Linked DNA regions of Homo sapiens: all the other regions are linked to region 1. The links are chromatin contacts, found by Hi-C or POLR2A ChIA-PET in ENCODE. All regions are on one chromosome and are shown on one strand. The core of a region is the stretch at or near the end of the contact, and the rest is flanking DNA. Distances in the headings are between cores, read along the strand shown.

What was found. Hi-C counts contacts between places; a loop is a spot of excess contacts on that map. ChIA-PET counts read pairs that join two places held with the same protein, here RNA polymerase II (POLR2A). Pooled maps may share reads with other maps.
Region 2: a loop to region 1 is called in a map of CD8-positive, alpha-beta T cell, with 10 times the contacts of the local background. The contact joins the promoter of FHIP2A here to the promoter of PDZD8 in region 1. A Hi-C loop is called at or near these places in 2 of 168 maps with a recorded cell type or tissue (B cell and CD8-positive, alpha-beta T cell), 5 of 37 single-sample maps with no recorded cell type and 7 of 50 pooled maps.
Region 3: a loop to region 1 is called in a map of naive thymus-derived CD4-positive, alpha-beta T cell, with 15 times the contacts of the local background. The contact joins the promoter of BAG3 here to the promoter of PDZD8 in region 1. A Hi-C loop is called at or near these places in 1 of 168 maps with a recorded cell type or tissue (naive thymus-derived CD4-positive, alpha-beta T cell) and 6 of 50 pooled maps. POLR2A ChIA-PET finds 5 or more read pairs at or near these places in 1 of 52 experiments (OCI-LY7).
Region 4: a loop to region 1 is called in a map of CD8-positive, alpha-beta T cell, with 30 times the contacts of the local background. The contact joins the promoter of MCMBP here to the promoter of PDZD8 in region 1. A Hi-C loop is called at or near these places in 3 of 168 maps with a recorded cell type or tissue (CD8-positive, alpha-beta T cell and naive thymus-derived CD4-positive, alpha-beta T cell) and 11 of 50 pooled maps.

The regions. Positions count from the first base shown.
Region 1 is chr10:117,374,071-117,377,557 of GRCh38, forward strand. PDZD8 (PDZ domain containing 8) reads right to left here and starts at 1,370. Exons shown (of 5, transcript NM_173791.5): 1 at 286-1,370. The coding sequence starts at 1,157. RefSeq lists silencers at 861-1,040, 1,141-1,460 and an enhancer at 1,691-1,810.
Region 2 is chr10:114,819,915-114,823,047 of GRCh38, forward strand. It overlaps FHIP2A (FHF complex subunit HOOK interacting protein 2A), which reads left to right and starts at 1,866. Exons shown (of 17, transcript NM_020940.4): 1 at 1,866-2,209. The coding sequence starts at 2,165. It overlaps LOC124902508 (translation initiation factor IF-2-like), which reads right to left and starts at 3,034. Exons shown (of 2, transcript XM_047426127.1): 1 at 1,359-3,034. The coding sequence starts at 2,187. The coding sequence ends at 1,582. RefSeq lists silencers at 1,615-1,924, 1,935-2,284, 2,345-2,564 and an enhancer at 2,270-2,770.
Region 3 is chr10:119,649,976-119,653,224 of GRCh38, forward strand. BAG3 (BAG cochaperone 3) reads left to right here and starts at 1,405. Exons shown (of 4, transcript NM_004281.4): 1 at 1,405-1,880. The coding sequence starts at 1,701. RefSeq lists enhancers at 543-1,497, 878-957 and a silencer at 1,158-1,457.
Region 4 is chr10:119,870,767-119,874,180 of GRCh38, forward strand. It overlaps MCMBP (minichromosome maintenance complex binding protein), which reads right to left and starts at 2,077. Exons shown (of 16, transcript NM_001256378.2): 1 at 1,761-2,077. The coding sequence starts at 1,818. RefSeq lists a silencer at 1,532-2,181 and enhancers at 2,412-2,571, 2,437-2,606.

The DNA.
Region 1 (3,487 bases), core at 120-2,619:
CTTCCATTTCCAATATGCTGCTTATAAAAGGAGACGATTCTGCCCGCGTTGACAGCACCCTGAGTCCCCATGAACACGCGAAAAGGTTTCTAGCTCCTATCAATGCCGTTCGGAAGCAAAGCAAGTGTTCACGACTCGCCTTGATCTGGGGCCCTGTCCAGGGTGGGAAGGCCCCAGAAGCAGGCGCCAGGACAGAAATGAGCCTTTGCCCTTCCCAATCCACGCAGCGTCCCGCCCAGGCCCGGGTTCCCGGCAGCCAGGCCCCCTCCCCGACCTCCAGCTCACCTGATCTTGTAATTCGGTAGGGTGTGCTTGCGCTTGATGATCTTCTTGAGCTGGTTGACGATGATGGAGGTGAGCTGGGGCATGGGCCGCCCTTCAAACTGGGAGCGCACCTCGAAGTCGATCAGCGGGTCTTCCACGAAGGAGAAGAACCAGTGGGTGAAGGGCACGCGCGTAAAGACCAAGCGCAGCCTTCCCACCACGCGGGACAGCTTGACAAACAAGTAGGCGGACTTGCCGAAGACCAGGTCCACGTCGATGGCCAGGTGGAAGCCCCCGTTGTACTCCACCTCCGCCTCGAAGGCCAGCTCCTCGGGGCAGGCGGCGGGCAGCGCCTCCCCTTCAGGGCCATCGGGCTCCCCGGTGGCCGAGGGCACGACTGGCCGCACGAGCCGGATGGTCTTGATGAAGGGCACCGTCTCGCCCAGGAACACGTCCCGCAGGCTCAGCCCCTCCAGCAGGCGCCCGGCCGTCTTGGTCTGCAGCAGCTCCTCGAACTCCACCTTGATCTTCTTGGTGACCCAGCGGCGGGTCAGCGCGGTGTCCCGCAACTCCCGGAACAGGAATAGGATGGTGGCGTTGAGGAAGTAGCAAGTCTCCCGCGTCGGCGGGGCGGGGGTCTCGGGGGCCGCGGTGGGGGTCGCGCCGCCCTCAGGGGCCGCTCCGGAGGGCTCCTCATCCCGGCCGCCGCCATAAAGGTACTCCCTTAGGAGCAGGCCCGGCACTGGCTTGATGTAGCGGAAGCCCTCGCCCGCGCGGGCGGCCTCGTCCGCCGGCGGCTCGGGCTGTCTGCGGTACAGCAGGAAGAACTGGGCGAGGAGCGTGAGGAAGGAACCCAGCACGGCCGACGCCAGGATCATGAGCAGCAGCCCCATCCCGCCACCGCCTCCGCCCGGGCCCCTACTCCCGCGCCCACAGCGCCGCTTTCTTCACGCCGCCGCCCCCGCTGCCTCCATTTTGAGGACATCGGGCGGCTGGGTCGGGGCGAGCGGCTCCGTGGGCCTCGTCCAGGGGCTCGGGCCGGCGCGCTGCGGCGCCCGAGCCCGCAGCGGCCCGCGCCTCCTCAGACGCTCCCGAAGGGCCGGTGTGGCGGCGGCGGCAGCGGGGCCGGGACCGGCGCCTCCCTCAGGCCTCCACTCATTGGACGAGCAGCGCGTGACGTCAGAGGCGTGCTCGCTCCCGGCGGCGTCGCCCAGCAGTCGGCGCCCGGGCACGCGGACGCGGGTCCTCCTTTACTTCTCTGCGGCCCTTCCAACCTCGTCCCCCCACGCCAACATTCCAATCCCCGCGGCGCGCGCCGCCACCCACGTGGCCGTCACTTCTGGAGCTGCGGTCGGGATCTGGGAGGACGGCTGGGGACGCGGGCTGGAGGATAAGGCGGTCCGGCGGAGCGGGCCTGACGCGTTCCGGATGCCGGCCATCCCGTTATCCTCGGCTGCGCCCATCCCCCGTCTCTGGCCGCAGTCCCCGCGGTTACCTCTGCAGCGGCGTCGCTCATCCTGCGGTGTGCTTCTTCCACTCGCACCCGTGACAGCCCGGCTGGCAGCGGCGCTTTCCCTGCGGGCAGCACCGCAGACGATCCGAGCGGGCCTTTCGGACGCTTCCCAAGCCCACGGCGAGAGGGGACCGACTGCCTCAGAGGCAGCCATCGCGGACCTGCCGTCCCCCCGGCAGACGCTCTGCGTCCGCGGAGGGTGGGCCCTGGGAAGGAGGGACGCAGGGAAAGGGCGCGCCACGCGGAATGACTTTCCCACCGAGGTGGATCTTCGAAATTTCAGGGAGGAGGAAGTTGAAAGAACAGCCAGGAGGAGAGATGCATAGTGAAACGAGTTTGCCAAGTGATTGGAAGATTAATATGCGACCCGCTGTCAGTCTCTGGTTAAGCCGGTAGTCCATCTATGAGGCAGTTATTCACTGTTAGCCCCCACCCACTTGACAGATGCCAACACTGGTGCAGAGAGCGTGGGGAGGTTGCGTGGGGCCGCAGAGTGGAGCCTGGTTTATCTAACACTAAACCCTAATGTCTTGATCACTACTCTCTGCCCTAACACAGAAACTGCTTCAGTTGTAAGCAGGCCAGTGGGTTCCCTAATGTTCAGGAAGGGAGAATTGGGGAGGCGGATTAGGGAAGACGGCAAGGAATTTTGCATAGAGTAGCACCTTAACCAAAGCCACGAAGCTAAGCCAGGTTGCCCAGCAACAGCGTTACTCCTCCTGCCCTCTGACTACTTAGTGGTTACATCATAAATGCTTATCCCTCCAAGCACGTGGAGTTCCAGTCCTGCAGGAGTCAGATATCCCATACCTTAAAGGCCGATTCTGGCTGTACCTAAGGAGCCAGGGCAGGGCTCCTCTCTAGCCCTTGAAAACCTTCAAGCCGGCCGGGCGTGGTGGCTCACGCCTGTAATCCCAGCACTTTGGGAGGCCGAGGCGGGCAGATCACGAGGTCAAGAGATCGAGACCAGCCTGGCCAACATGGTGAAACCCGTCTATACTAAAAATACAAAAATTAACCGGTCGTGGTGGTGCGCGCCTGTAGTCCCAGCTACTCAGGAGGCTGAGGCAGGAGAATCACTTGAACCCGGTAGGCGGGGGTTGCAGTGAGCCAAGATCACGCCATTGCACCCCAGCCTGGGCGACAGTGCAAGACCCTGTCTCAAAAAAAAAAGAAGAAAACCTCCAAGCCAAGGATTCTCTTAACTGTAGGTGATTCTACCACAAAAATAGACCTGACCCAGCTGGGACAGGTACAGAACTTCGGAACCAGGCTTATCATGCCTTACCGAATCATGCCCAGATACGAAACCAGAATGGCTTTCATTACTATGAAGACATAAGATAGGTGTCTGCTGAGGAACCATGCTCAAACCATGGCCGAGATTTTTCGGAGATCTTGGCAACTTCTGTTCTCTGGTCCCCTTTGGTTCCTGGCCTCTGCTTCTGGGCTGCTCTCTGGGATCTACACTGTTTCAACTCAAATGAGAAATGTAGACCCTTCTATGATTTCCACCGTAAACCTATTCATAACATTCATGCACATTGCATATTATAAATGTTACAGAAGCTGGAAGTAGGGTGGCATGAAAGAAGTTATTCACATTCCTGAAATATAAAACCCTCAAACTGTATATTGATCCATCCCGAGTTGCAAAATATTCTTCACCCACCTCCCTCCTCAACAATGAAAGTTTGTGGTCTTCATGGG
Region 2 (3,133 bases), core at 616-3,115, 2.6 Mb before region 1:
CAGAGGATGCCTCCAGCATTCTGGGGGTAGTACGTAGAAAATTAAGGTCGTATTTATCTGCCAAGGAGCACCGCAGGGATATAAACCACAAAAACAGGAGGGAAAAGAAGCCCAGTTAAGATCTCCTCCTTAATTCCTGATTTCTGGCCCTATTATTTTGCTAAATACCACTACCACAACTCAGAACAAGTATAAGTGTCTGTGCATCTCTTACTAGGGACTGGGCACTGTTAAAGTGTTTTACATATATTAATTAATTCCCACAACAACCTCAAGAGGTAGGTACTGTTCTCCCCTTTTGACATATAAGCAAATTAAAACACAAAGAAGTTAAATAACTTTCCACTGTGGGTGGCAGAGCTGGGACTTAGGCTACCCAGCCCCAGAGCCTGGCCAGTTACCACCACTCCATATGACAGCCACCTTTTCTCTGTTCCATGAATCAATTACAGATATATATACGTGTGTGTGTGTATACATGTATATATACGTATGTGTATATATACGTTTGTGTATGTATAAACGTATGTGTGTGTATACATGTATGTGTGTGTGTGTGTGTGTGTGTGTGTGTGTGTGTGTGTATTTTTTTTTTTTTTTTTGAGATGGAGTTTTGCTCTTGTTGTCCAGGCTGGAGCGCAATGGCGCAACCTTGGCTCACTGCAACTTCCGCCTCCCGAGTTCAAGGATTCTCCTGCCTCAGCCTCCCAAGTAGCTGGGATTACAAGCATGTAATCCCATTACACCACCACGTTCGGCTAATTTTTTTTTTTTTTTTTTTTTTGTATTTTTAATAGAGACGGAGTTTCACCATGTTGGCCAGGCTGGTCTCGAACTCCTGGCCTCAAGTGATCCTCCCGCCTTTGCCTCCCAGAGTGCTGAGATTACAGGCGTGAGCCACCGCGCCTGGGCCAGATACGTATTTTCAGCACTGGTTGTGCAAAACTCACTCCCCACCTCATCTTAAGAACTTAATGAACCTTTTGGTAAAACGCCAATACCAGCATAAAACAAATTTCTTCAGGATACAAATATTTTCATAATTTGTATTAACTCAACCTAAACTTTACCAGCCTGAACTGCTTCTTCAAGGCTTGACTAATACACTGTTAGGGAGTATTTTAAGCAGCCTCCACCCAAGTGCTTACCTTGTAGCTCTATTTATCTGCCTTAGGCATTTACTGGACTCCTTTCAGATTCTTTCCCTCGCTAATGTTTTCCGGTATCATCTGATAACTGAATAGAAAATGCTGTTCTGAATCACTACACCTCACTATCAACCATATCACAAATAAATTATGTTATATATTATATATAAATATTATAATGGGCTATTTAAACTAAGCCAGCCGTCTTACCATGTGCTCATGTGGGATTTCCTGTTTCAATGTTGAATAATAATATATTTTAAAGTTAGCAAAGCCATTTCACCTGCAGTCGTTGATTTCTTCAAAATCTGAGCATTTAAATCCATTGCCAATGTTTGCTTAAAGAACACTGTTTTCTTAACGAGTCTTCCAAATCGGTCCTTACAGGAAGAACCTCTGAATGCTATACGCATATATGGACGGCTGCGTGTCCCTACAAAGTCAGCCTGTTACTTCCACTGGAGAAACAAAACTCTTGAGAATCGCTGAGCTGTAAAAATGTTAGAAAGCCGGTGTCCCAGGCGCCCTGAGAAAGCCGGGAGAGGGCGGTGGCTGCCCACAGGCCGCCTCCAGCCCCGCGCGAGGCCGAGGCCTCAGCGCGCCCCCCGCCCCCGCGGCGCCTAGCGGCCCCGCCGCAGGGCAGGCCTGGCCGGGCCTCCCCGGGCTGCGGCGGCGCCCCCTGCAGGCCGCGGCGGGCAGAGCGGGGGGAAGGAACCCGAGCCGGGCTGCCACCGTGTCCCAACCGGTGCCGCCGCCGGAGCTTCTCCGGGCCCCGAGTCCTCGCCGAACGCCCTCCTCGCCGCCCGCCGCGTCCCGGCGCCCTCCGGAGCCGCCGAGCCGCCCGCGCACACCTGAAGCGGCCGGGCCAGGCCCTGCCTCGATCCTCAGCTCGTCCTCCCCGCCCCGCACCGGCCTTCACTCTGGAGCGGCCCCGGCAGCCGCAGCAGGGGCGGCGGCGGCGGATCGAGGAGCTCTCCAGGTCGTCCCGGGAGAGGCTGCTGCAGTCCCGGGACAGGATGTTCTCCAAGTTCACCTCCATCCTGCAGCACGCCGTGGAGGCGGTAAGGCCGCGGGCTGCGGGCGCACGGCAGGCCGGGGATGGCGGCGGCCTACGCTCCCCGGCGGCCTCGGGGACAAGCCGGGCGGCCTTGGCCCGGCCCTCGGCGGCCCTGTCCCCGGTTGGGGTGAGGCCCCAGGCGGGCGCCCTGGGCGGCCGCCGGGTCGTGGGGGCGCCCGGGGCCTCGGGCCTGGCTCTGCGGGGGTCCCGTCGGTCCCTGGCTGCCCCAGGCCGGCAGTCCCTGCCCTCCTCCAGGAGCCGGGGCGGGGGTGCCGGGGAGGACCTGGCCGCCCAACGCCGCTCGGTGGTCGCCTCATTCCTCTGATGGGGCCGGGGGTTCGGGGAGCACCTGGCGGGGTCGCAGAGAGCTCCCCCGGGCTCCCTTAACGTTAACCTTCTCCGGAAAAAAAGTGGTCAGCGTTGAGCAAGACAAAAGAAACGAGCAAGCACCGCTTGGGCTTGGTTCTGTTTTGTTTTGGTTTTCGGGGGTAGAGGTGGGAGAGGCATGGTCTCGCTGTGGGGCGTCCCTGGCGAGGGAGCCGCCGACCAGCCCCCGGGTTGCTGGCTTTTGCTTTCTTGGGCCTGGAGGCCGAACTCAGCTGAACCTTATGTATTGATCTGAAATAGGAGTTTGGAGGGTCCAGTCGAGTTTGCTTTCGACAGCTTCCAAGCTCACCGAGCCCAGAGACCATCTGTTTCCTTTCTTGTCTAGTTCTCTTCCTGGACACTCTTCGTTTATCCTGCAATTGTACTCTCCTTTGAGGGTTTTAGACACCAGCATAGAGACAGTATTCAAGTATCCTAGTAGACTAATAAGTGAAAAGAAACTAAAAAGAAAATGCCTTGTCACTGTTCTAGTAAGAATGCTAGTTGCTTCACTTGTTTACTTTATTCTGGGAGAACTGCCCAAATTGAAAAATGCATTCTG
Region 3 (3,249 bases), core at 155-2,654, 2.3 Mb after region 1:
AATTCAAACCCATGTTAAGGGTCAACTGTACAGTAATCTGAAGTATGTAACCTGATGTTACATTTCTCTCAATCATTTCTCTCTTTCTTTCTCTCTCTTTCTTTTAAAGAGATAGGGTCTTGCTCTGTCGCTTAGGTTGGCATGAAGAGCAAAATCATAGCTCATGGCAGCTTCAAACTCCTGGGCTCAAATGAGCCTCCCACCTCAGCCTCCTGAGTAGCTGGGACTACAGGCATAAGCCACTGCACCTGGCTTATTTTTTGTTTATGCAGAGATGGGGGTCTTACTGTGTTGTCCAGGCTGGTCTCAAACTCCTGGACTCAAGAGGTCCTCCAGTCTTGACTTTCCAAAGTGCTGGCATTATAGGCATGAGCCATGGTGGCAAGCCCTCATCAGTTATTTTTCTATGATTCTGTCTCTCTGTCCCCTCCTTACAAGGAAAGTAATTTTGAAACAACCAATCCAGTCTTGGTTCTTTGTTTCTGCTTTCTTCAGCCCTTCTCTGTCTATAAAACCAACCTCTTCTGCTCAGCTCATGGGAGCACTTATTCTAATTTAATGGAGATGTTGCCCAATTTCTAGAATCACAAATAAGATCTTTAACAATAAAAGTTAAAAAATGAAAATCAACAACAACAACAACAAAAAAGATCTTTAAATGTGTTGTAATTTTCTCCTTTGACAGGTTACAAGTGCAATTGAATAAACCAAACAAAAAATGTCATGGTTATTCGGTCTTTACTTCCCAAATCAGGGTCAAGATATAAGATAGCAAGAACCAATCTCTACCATAAAAAAGATCCAGACCCAAGAAAATGTGATTTATCTTTAAAGCTGCAACGAAACTTTCTTTTTAGTCTAGGAGACTAAAAGCCATCAGTTGATACAATCTCTTTTTTTCTTGAAGTTTCCAAAGGAAGGCAGGTGAGTTTGCACTGACTTCCATTTTCTCCCTGGCTTCCTTCCGGTGTCAGATGAGAGTCCCCGCGCTCCTCCCGGACAGCCCTCAGGGTCCTCGGCTATCATATATGGGGGAGGGGGTGGAGGTGGGCGAGATGGTTTTGTTTGTACAGGAAGGACGGGCGGCAGGCACGGGGAGCACGGGCTCCGGCCCCGGGAACACTCACTCGGCGCAAAGGAGAGGGAGAGAGCGACTATGAAAGCCGAAACCCGCCCGGGGCGCACGGAGGACGGCCCCAGTCCAGCTCGTCCGGCTTCCCACCCGCAGGCGGACCCCGAAGCCGCGCCCGCGCCCGCCCGCGGCGACTCCGGCCCGGGCACGCGCACGAGTCGGAAGGGGGAGGGGCGGGAGGAGGTGGGGGAGGGGCGAGCGGGCCGAGGCCCCGCCCCCGCTCCTCTGCCCCGCCCGCCGCGATTATAGCCGATGACTCAGGGCGGAGCTCCGCATCCAACCCCGGGCCGCGGCCAACTTCTCTGGACTGGACCAGAAGTTTCTAGCCGGCCAGTTGCTACCTCCCTTTATCTCCTCCTTCCCCTCTGGCAGCGAGGAGGCTATTTCCAGACACTTCCACCCCTCTCTGGCCACGTCACCCCCGCCTTTAATTCATAAAGGTGCCCGGCGCCGGCTTCCCGGACACGTCGGCGGCGGAGAGGGGCCCACGGCGGCGGCCCGGCCAGAGACTCGGCGCCCGGAGCCAGCGCCCCGCACCCGCGCCCCAGCGGGCAGACCCCAACCCAGCATGAGCGCCGCCACCCACTCGCCCATGATGCAGGTGGCGTCCGGCAACGGTGACCGCGACCCTTTGCCCCCCGGATGGGAGATCAAGATCGACCCGCAGACCGGCTGGCCCTTCTTCGTGGACCACAACAGCCGCACCACTACGTGGAACGACCCGCGCGTGCCCTCTGAGGGCCCCAAGGTGAGCCGGGCCCGCGGCCCGCCCTGGTCGGTGGCGCCACCTCGACGGCAGGCGGCGGGGAGTGGGCTGGGCCGGGGGGACGCGAGGCGGCGGGGCCCGGGGGTCGGCGAAGGCCCCTCGCGGGCGGACACCGGCTCCGCGCCCCGCCACACACTCCCGCTGCGCCCGGACGAGTCCCCGCTCCGGACCCGCCCTTGACAGGCGTCGGGGCGAAAGGAGGCCCCGGGATTCGGTGGCCCGGGAAGCGACCCCGCAGTGGCTCCGGTGCCGTCCACGGCTCGACTCCAGGGCGGAAGGCCGGGTGTCCAGCGCTGGCCTCGCGCTCTAGGGCTGGGAGAGGGGCGGCCGGCCTGGTCAGCTCCGGAGGCCCCGGCCCACCGTGGCCCCTGCTGCCCGCTCGGCCTCCGGGCCCGGGACCCGCGGCGCACCCTGCTGACCGCGGACTCGAGGGGGACACTCGCAAGCTTGGATGGTGGTTTTGGGGGGAATTTTACCGCTCAAGTTCTCCAACTTGGTTGAGGGGTATCTTGGCTACTGTCCCATGTTAGGCACCCAATGACTCTGGAGGCTGGTGTCAAAACATTCATATATATATGTGTGTGTGTGTATTTTAAATTAAAATTGTATTATTGTTTGAAAGTGCTTTCAATATGAACGTATCCTAGTATGATTTGTAAAATAAAAAACAGGGTGTGCTTCTCCCCAGCAGTTTCTAGAGATCTAGACTAGAGATCTGAGACTGTCTTACAGTTGGCCATTGCCTTACCACATTGCCTCACACTGGAGAGAAAGAGAATGATACGTGTATATTTATAATGGCATTCGCTTCCTGCCTTGTTATGGTATTAAAATACTTAGGATTTGTTACCAGTACACAAATAACTGACTAATGATACTCTTGTGAATACAGCAGAAGTATGTCTCATTTACATACATGCAAGGATATATACTTCTTAATCCCCAAGAGCATGAAATTTGAAAATGTAAATTTGGAATGAGTGTGTTAATTTTCAAAAATCAGAGTTAGTTATACTATTCTTTCAATTTTTTATAAATTTGAGCTTTCAGGATAAAAAGTTTTTAAAATAAATATGTTATACTTAAAGCTGAATTGTTAACGCCGTCTGGGCAAGATAAAAGCAGCAAAGAGCTGGTAAATTATTTTGAAGATTTAAAAACTCACCAAATTAAAACTGCTGTGTAACCCATTGTTTTAGAAGAAAGACCTGTATTATTTCCCTTCATCTTTATGCACTTTTTGTTTTAACAATATTGATAAAACTCCGGTGCCCAGCAGTGAGACCGTGTACAGGCAGCAGTTTACATTTACGAGAGATTAGTTGTATATTTATTCTTGAAAATTAGTACA
Region 4 (3,414 bases), core at 827-3,326, 2.5 Mb after region 1:
CGAAAATATAGCAACAGCTTCTACGAACACATTATGACTTTTCTATAAGACACAACGTACACGGGAACAAGACATTCTGGGGAGAAACACATCAAGAAACTTCTCAGGTTCCCACAACAATCCACATAATTTATAAAATACTCTGAAGCTATTATTTTATATCTAAGTTACATCCTTCCTGTACTATGATGAGATGTGTCCCTTAGGATCATACATTTAGAAGACAAAATTTGACACAAATACATTCAAATCTCTATCAAATATGAAATCATCTCATTTATCCAGCAAAATCAGAGTATGGGGTATTTCTAATAAATAAACTTTCTAATATTAGTAACTGAAATTTAACCCTTTAAGCACCAAACCTTTTTACTTTGGAGGGATTTTTCCTAAAAAGTATCTATGCATCTGCACCCTCTTAAACCAATGCTACAATTGAATCTTCACTTGACATTTTGGGGCCATTGTGTTGACCATCGATTATCATTTCTAGAATTCTTATGAACATAAATTACTAGGATTTAGTGGAGAAATATATGCCCCTTCCTCAAAGCACCCTTGACTGCTATATAGTGAATTTTTTTTTTTTTCAAGTATGAAGGTAGTTTTAAATTTCTTCATCAGGCTGTCAGTGTTCACTGGCTAAGTTCGGACGTCTATCCAGGCTTTTTTCTAATATAATGCCATTAGTTACAGCCTGGGAAGCCAGGTAACTAAACTAATTAGAATTACAGGTAAATTAATAAGGACTTCCTGAGTAAGCACTAGAGGCCCTCCTATAAGAAATACCATACATTGTTTGCCGTCGATTTTGGCTGCTGAGGATGATTTAGCTTCCCACTGCCTTTTCTCTCTAGTACCCCAAGATGTTTTTTTCAATGAGCTAAGGCCGCTCTACAACTCTAAGTTAACTCCAGACAAGTCAGGTGTTGCCATCTACAGTGATTTCTAGCTGGATCTGACTCCGCCACTCATTACGTGTAAAAAGACACTGGGGAATGGAACGGTTGTCAAAATGCCCAGTTAACGACAACAAATATAAACTTTTCTTCGTATACCCTTCGCAGTAAAGTAGCAACAGCAATCGCAACCAAAATTTACTAAGCTCGCCTGCAGGATTCTCAGCCCTGTGTACAAACTCAAGTAGCTCAATATTTCTTGCTGGCTCTGGCACAGGAGCAGATCCAGACTAGATGGGTTCTAAAGTCATCCCAACAGGAAAACTAAGCTATGAACATTAAATCTTATCTCTGAAAGAGAGAATGAGGGTAGCACAGGAGTTAGAACCAACTTCTGTGCAAGCGAGCACTCCCCGACGCACCGGAAGTTTTGAAATATCCTGTGGGCTTCCCACAGGCAAAGTGGTTTTCCCTCCCCGCGGCTCTGCGGGCCCTCCCCAGGGTTCGAGGACCTCCGAGTTTGCTGCGCCCGGGGCCGGGGCCCTGGCCCTGCCACAGGCTGGGAGCGAGGCCGTCAATCACAGCCCGCGAATCACAGCCCGCGCCCCACGACTTCACCTTGGCGGCTCCCAAGCTGCGACTCGGGCAGGTGGGAGGTACCTGCGGCCCGGCTCCTGCCCCTGCCTGCTGCGACCGGGGGAGAGGCTGTCCCAGCTGGGGCCGGTGCAGGCCCCGGGGCCCCGTCTCGGGCCACGCGAGCCCTCGAGATGGTACCGCGTGGGGGCCGCGCGGCGGGGCCCTGCCCCGGGGCCCGGCAAACTCGGCTGCCCGCCCGGCCCGCCCCCCGGCGCCGCCACTCACCGAAGAATCCCTGCACGATTCCCAGCGGGTGGCTGAGCCAATCCTCCCCACACGGCATCTCGCCAGGGGCCGGGGCCGGCGAAGACCGGGCGGAGGCGATCCGCGGGCCGAGCGCGGCCGGGCGGCCGGCGCCCAGCTCCTCTTCAGCGGCTCGGCCGCTCCTCGCCCGCGTTCGCTCGCGCCCTCCCACGCACAGCGAGCCGCGGGGCGCGGGCCTCCCGCGCCTCAGGGAGCGGCGGCTGCGGTGGGGCCGCCGAGGAGCTGCTGGCGACAGTCAGGCGGGCGCGTACGGGCCCCTAGCCTTCACTTCGCACAATGGCGGGAAATAGCCGCCGCCGACCGCGCTGCCTGCGACCTGGGTGGAGCTCGCGTGGGGAGGGGCGGCGGGAGCGCGCGGCGCAGCGCGGCTCTGCGCGGCGAGGAGGAGGGGCGGCGGCGGCGCCGCCATCTTGGAGACGGGCAAAAGGAAGGGCACGCAGCGCCGCTGGAGGCTGCGCAGCGCGGGGCCCGGCGACGCGCTCCAAGGGCGGCGCGTTGTCGTTTGTACCCCTGGGCCGGCGTGTAGCGGGAACTCCCATAGTGGGCTTATAAGAGGGCAAAGCGAGTCTGCACAACAGCTGAAAAGCATTAAGCTCAGAGACCTCAGAGTCATCTCTGGGCAAAATTAGTGGGCGAAACCGCCTTGGGAATCCGCCCACCTCCTCTTCGTGCCTTTTTTTTCTTTTTTTGCTGATGGCAGCACTTTTATTTGGGTCCCCGGCCCGAAACCCTGAGTGGTGACTTTTCCCTCAGCTGCACAAGGTCTCCCTGAGGAAGGTGCACATTTAGAGAAGGGGAACCTCGGAGGACCCCACGCTCCTTCTGCAGTCGCGTCAGGCCCTGTGGCTCAGGGACGGTTCCTTACCGAGGGGCGGGCGCTCTAAACGCTCCGGGCCCGGCCTGCGCCCTGGTTGCGAACACCGGGTCGGCGTCTGTCTGGAAGCTGGCAGCCGCCGTCGGGGAGCGGTGCGAGGCTCCTGCACTGCGCGCCGCTAGGATACCCTGGAGAAGGAAGCTACGAAGACCGACTACAGCAGCCTTTTGCTGAGGCAATTTGGAAAATACCCAAGTTCAAGAGTGAAACTGTGGGAGTCGCTCTGAACCTCTTCTGGTTCAGGAGGCTGTCCGATAAAAAAGAAAAAAAGAATGAAACTGTGTCTCCCCTGGGCCTGAAATGTACCTAAGAAAACCCCAGGCCCATCAGATATATCTACTCAATGAAAAAAGGGCATGGTGACGGAAGGGGAATGACCTGAATGGAATCTACAAAGTGAGGAGCTGAAGGAAAAAAACGGAACCCGTGTCTCAAACCCTCCTTGGGGCTGTAGGAAGGGGGGAAAATCTTTCTACCTTTCTAGGTTCTCCACTGCGGCCCTTATCACAAAGCTCGGATTGGCAAAAGAAAAATTTAGTAACATGTACATCTTATATGGGCAAAACTCAAGGAAGAGTAACTCAAACAGGTGGCTTAGAATGGGGGAATTACGTAGCATTTACAATAAAGAACAATAACTGGGGAGAAATGGCGAAAGCAGTTTGAAGTTTCCAAAAACAGCAGAGTGGGAAGGCAGAGATACGAGAAACTAATGGTAGTTACAGGTAGTGAGTAAAGTGT